Linked DNA regions of Homo sapiens: region 2 is linked to region 1. Evidence: chromatin loops called from intact Hi-C (ENCODE). Cell type or tissue: mammary epithelial cell. All regions are shown on one strand. Links, peaks and the distances in the headings refer to the core of each region. The heading gives the core; the rest is flanking DNA. Region 1 has its middle 8.5 kb from the start of CX3CR1. Region 2 overlaps SCN11A (sodium voltage-gated channel alpha subunit 11).

What was found. A loop is a pair of places that touch in the nucleus more often than their neighbours do. Peaks named below come from ENCODE experiments on the same cell type or tissue, not always from the same donor. Only the 100,000 strongest peaks of a DNase experiment are listed, where the experiment ranks them.
Region 2: it touches region 1 in a loop (12-fold over the local background); 7 of 110 quality-filtered maps call a loop at or near these places.

The regions. Positions count from the first base shown.
Region 1 is chr3:39,287,146-39,289,949 of GRCh38, reverse strand. It overlaps a transcript of CX3CR1 not described here and the pseudogene ADAD1P1. Among named protein-coding and RNA genes, the nearest start is that of CX3CR1, 8.5 kb to the right of the region's middle. In mammary epithelial cell, for the core only: a CTCF peak has its summit at 1,433 (motif pointing right); a DNase peak (open chromatin) is centred at 1,399.
Region 2 is chr3:38,998,748-39,001,551 of GRCh38, reverse strand. All of the region lies in intron 2 of SCN11A (sodium voltage-gated channel alpha subunit 11), which reads left to right. Among named protein-coding and RNA genes, the nearest start is that of SCN11A, 52 kb to the left of the region's middle. In mammary epithelial cell, for the core only: a CTCF peak has its summit at 1,387; a DNase peak (open chromatin) is centred at 1,301.

The DNA of each region.
Region 1 (2,804 bases), core at 285-2,784:
CTTAAACAATAGAAATTTATTTCTCACAGTTCTGGAAGCTGGAAGTCTAAGATCAAGGTGTCAGCAGGCTTGATTTCTCCTGAGGCCTCACTCCTTGGCTTGCAGATGCCGCCTCCTTTCTCTGTGCACATACATCCCTGGTGTCTCTCTCTTCTGATAAGGACACCAGTCCTGTTGGATTAGGGTCCCACTCTTATAACCTCACTTAACCTTAATGACCTCCTTAGAGGCCTCATCCCCAAATATAGTCATATTGTGGGTTAGGGCTTCAAAATATGAATGGGAGTTGGGGGAAACATAATTCAGTCCATATACTTGGATTTTAATTTTTTTCTAAGAATAGTTAAAAGGCCATTCAGGAGAGGAGAGGGACAAGATTGCCCACCAGTTTCAAGTAGAAAAGGGAGTTGTCACTCAGAAATTTTTGCCAAGCAAGTGGAGTAAGAGGGAACCAGGACCAGAAACAGTGCAATGAGTTCTGAAGGGACAGCTGCGCTTCAGCAAAGCTCCAGAGAGCCCAGAAGGAGGCTACTCTGAGAGGCTCCACTAATGAGTGAGGCTCTTCTACCCTCTTGACCCTTTGTACAACTTGGTCCCTCTCCTGGCACATCCTGCCCAGGTGAATGCATCCACCAAGACTCTTAGGAAGAGATTGCTCCTTCTTTGTATCCCCGGAACACAGATTTCTATTACCCTCATTACCCTACTCAGAGCACCATATGAAGTGCTTTACACATGTCACCATTAATCCTCATGCCGACTTTGCCATATAAGTTTACCCTGATTTTTTTTTTTTTTAGATGGAGTCTCACTCATTGCCCAGGCTGGAGTGCAGTGGTGCGATCTCAGCTCACTGCAACCTCCACCTCCCGGGTTCAAGTGATTCTCCTGCCTCAGCCTCCTGAGTAGCTGGGATTACAGATGCACGCCACCATGCCTGGCTAATTTTTGTACTTTTAGTAGAGATGTGTTGGTCAGGCTGGTCTCGAACTCCTGACCTCAGGTGATCCGCCCGCCTCGACCTCCCAAAGTGCTGGGATTACAGGCATGAGCCACTGTGCCCGGCCTGCCCTGATTTTAACAATAAGGAAATTCAGGCTTAGAGAAATATCTCGCCCTAAGCCACACAGCTTGAGAGTAGCAGGGTCAGGATTTGAACCAGGAGAGTGGGATTCCAGGTAATTGTGGGCCGGCTGGCTCATCACAAAACTGTAACCCAAAGGCTTGCCAGATTTGCCTGCACACACCACTTCCTCTGGGGAAATGCAGCTACCACAGATGACTGTCAGCAAAGCCAAGTGTTTTGAGTAAAACCAATGAACCAGAGGGGAGCTCTGAAGCCAAAGGGCTGCCCACCAGGTGGGGCCATCTCTGCTGATTGGCTGCTCCGCCTGCTGCTCCTGGACCTGGGGGTTGCTGGTGAGAGCCAGAGACACCAGGAGGGGGAGACAGAGCTCAGGGGATAGAGGCAAGGCAGCTCACTCCTGTATCTGATGACTGTAGATTACCTTAAGTTTCCTGAGCTACCTGGAAGAGTGGAAGCCAAAGCGAGACCATTAAGGGAAAGGGTAGAGACCCTGCCCTATTCATCTTTGTATCCTTAACAAACAGCCCTGAGCAGAAGGTAGGCAGGCAACATGTGCTTTCTAAATACCTGGCAAGTGAGTGAGCAAGGGTCAGGTTGGAGATGCATTGCTTGTGTACAAAAGTGTGACACATAATAGCGGCAATTACCAATAACTATTAAGCAGTATATGGGGCAAGTGATGGTTCATTTGGGAATAAAGAGGCACTTTTGTTTTAGTCTGCAATGAGCCTTTTAGGACTTCTGCCTCAACATACTGAGGTTTAAAAATAATTCAACCCAAGCTAGGTTCCCAGAGAATGACAGACACATTTTCACATATGAATCACAGATGGATTTCACTTATTTAAAACACACACACACACACACACACACATTAAATCATCTCTCTCACACACACACATACGTGAGCTTTTGAATATGACAACTGTTGCTTAATTCACATCCTAAGTTGCTTCCTTTGGTGAAATGTCACCATCCAGGAATTATAGCCATGTTGCCGAATGTGTGATTTCAACAAACATCAGCTTCTTCCTGGGACCCAGACATACACTTAAGCTATAGAATATGTACTGGCTTCAAGGAAATATACCTCTCAGCCTCTTTTGCATGTGGGTAAAATTAACTCAACATTGTAGATTTACAAAATCTTGATCATTGATCTAAAACACTTTTGAAAGGAGAATACGTGAACCTTCCATTTGACCCATTCAAATTATTGAAATATATACCTCCTTGTGCCCAATTCAGTTTCAAGGATATTCCAAATTTGTCGAAAATAAATGTGCTGAAGGCACTAAAACAATCTGAAGTCCGTTTACCAAGCAGAGTGTCAGAAACTTTGGAGTGAGCATGGCATCTCCATTTGGCTCTTTCTAAATTGAAATGTTACTGCAGGTTCCATCACCAAGTGTATTGACCGAGTGAAATGACTCAGCACTGCTTGCTGGACACCAAACACTCCCTCCTGGCCAAACGGTCACTTGAGGACCTACCACCTGCTCTACCAACTACATCTGCACGACAGTAAACAGCAAAATAAATACCTTCTACAGCCACATATAGATTAGGTCTTCATTACCTTAAACATAGATAAAACTGTGAGTGTGATTTATATAGACAAGAGTCTTTTGGCAGCTAGATCAAGCAGAAATAAATATTGATATTTTGTTTTAGAGTCAAGGAGATTAGAAGCTGGCTCTGAATAAAATACAGATTG
Region 2 (2,804 bases), core at 274-2,773, 290 kb after region 1:
GTAGAAACAATCCAAATGTCCATCAACTGATGAATGGATAAACAAAATGTGTTATATACATCCAATAGAATATTATTTGGCCATAAAAAGGAATGACATACTGATACATGCTACAACATGCATAAACCTTGGAAAAGAAACATTTTGCTGAGTGAAAGAAGCCAAAAGACCACATATTATATAATCGTATTTATTTGCCCAGAGTAGGCAGATTCATAGAGACAGAAAGTAGTTTAGTGATTGCCAAGGGCTGGGGACTGGAGAGAATGGAGATCAGCTTTGTAACGGATATGGAGTTTTTTTTGAGGGGTGATGAAAATGTTCTGGAATTATAAAGTGGTGATGGTTGCACAATATTGTGAATATATCAAAAGCCACTGAATTGTACACTTTCAGATGGTTAAAATGGTGAATTTTACCTCACTAAAAAAATGAGTTTAGGAGGTTAATGTAACCTTGGTGAAACCAAGAACCATTTGGCATAATCGTGGATTTTGTTTTTGTTTTTGTTTTTTGAGACAGAGTCTTGCTCTGTCACTCAGGCTGGAGTGCAGTAGCATGATCATGGCTCACTGCAACCTCTGCCTCCCAGGTTCAAGCAATTCTCATGCCTCAGCCACCTGAGTAGCTGGGATTGTAGGCGCACACCACCATGCCCAGCTATTTTTTGTATTTTCAGTAGAGACAAGGTTTCGCCATGTTACTCAGGCTGGTCTCAAACTCCTGGCCTCAAGTGATCCACCCGCCTTGGCCTCCCAAAGTGCTGAAATTACAGGAGTGAGCCACTGCACCCAGCCAATCACGGTATTTAAAAAAATTAATTTAATAAATGTTCAGTGATTATCTTCAACGTGCTAGGTAGTGAATGAAATACATGCTAATAAGATCAAACCGTAACAGTTGCACCCCAAAATCTTGAGTTTAGAGGAAGAAAGGACTATTAAATAATTAAGTTGCATGTGGTAAATGTAACAGAACTGAGTAAAACTTGATCTAAAAGCACAGAAGAAAGTAAGAACAAGTTTGGGGAGGGGGGAGTTGAGAACGCCCTTCTAGAGGGTATATTTGAATTTGATTTTTAAGAACAGTTTGCTGATTGAGTGGAAGAGAAGCTGGAGAGTAGGTCAACAATGTAAAGAACATGTGCAAAGTCAGGAGATGAAAGAACAAGCCTTATTCCAAGAGTGAATCATCATGCATACCTTGAGGACTTGTAAAACCAAGCTCTACCCAGTCCACACCAACCCAGACACAAATCAAAGACTTCCGAACAGACTCCCAACAGGGGGAAAGGATTTTAAGTCTTGTCAGCTCTTACAAAGCTAAGCTAAGCCATCCAAGTCACAGACTACATGCAATGTATTGCCCCCTAGAGTTGGTTATGATGTTAACAAACATCAAATTGGAAATGAAGTTTAAAGTCACTAGATGGCAGTAGCTACAAAGCAGATATTTGTGTTACTTTATCTTTTCAGTATTCTAGCTTCAGGTGTTGACCACATTTTAGGGCTCAAACCTACAGGAGCTGAGAGCCAAGCCTGAGGGGGTATTGGTCAGTTCCTCAGCCAGCATGCATAGGTTACAGCTGATCACCTTTCCAGGTGCTATATCCATCATCACACTTCTTCCAATTAGTACTTTCACCAAGAACCTGCAATGCTAATTCCTGTTTTTGAGTGCAGGGGAACCTCATTTTCAGAGTATTTACTATTGGAGTACCTATAATTATAAGTTGGGAAGCAAAGGTCATCCCAACACGAAATGTTCACTAACAGAACCTTATAAAGCTAGTCTCCACTCACACCTCCCTCTGGCTTAACACTGGCATCTACTCCCACCCACTATTATTGTCAGGTGTTTTTACTGTGATTATTATGCTGACAAATTGCAAGGTGAAACTGCCAATCTCACAAACATGAAGGATTTCACTAAGATAATGAAAGCAATGGAGGAGGACTGATGGAATAATTATTAGAATGCCTCCAAGAAATGAGGGTCTGGCAGAGTTTGATTACAATTGAAGAAGAGAAAATTAACAAAGATGATGACATAATAGAGTCTTCAAAAGGGGATAATTAGAAATTCAAAGGGTTAGGAGAGGTCCTGGAGAAAAGTGAAGTCCTTGATTATTTTGCAAAATTTACCTTCTTTAAAATCTTGATATGAAGGTCAAATGAGAAATGATGGATGCCATATTTTGCCACCTTACAATTTTGTTTTTTAGAAAAAAAGCACACCAAAATGAGTCTTGATTCAACTTCCTGTCCTAAGAATTCGTCTATAGTTGCAATGATAATCAAAAGTGGTTACATGTAAAAGAAAACAAATGTAGTATTATAATTTTTAGTTCTTTTAAAGCTAAAGCTTCAATCCACACTCTCCCTTACCTCCATTATTTGCTGTAAAATGTTGCTTCCCATTTAAGTGGATTCATGTTAAGTAGACTTTTCCCAGGAATAATTATCCTTAAATAGGCTTTTTTAAAATTATTATTATTATACTTTAAGTTTTAGGGTACATGTGCACAACGTGCAGGTTAGTTACATATGTATACATGTGCCATGCTGGTGTGCTGCACCCATTAACTCGTCATTTAACATTAGGTATATCTCCTAATGCTATCCCTCCCCCCTCCCCCCACCCCACAACAGGCCCCGGTGTGTGATGTTTCCCTTCCTGTGTCCATGTGTTCTCATTGTTCAATTCCCACCTATGAGTGAGAACATGTGGTGTTTGGTTTTTTGTCCTTGTGATAGTTTGCTGAGAATGATGGTTTCCAGCTTCATCCATGTCCCTACAAAGGA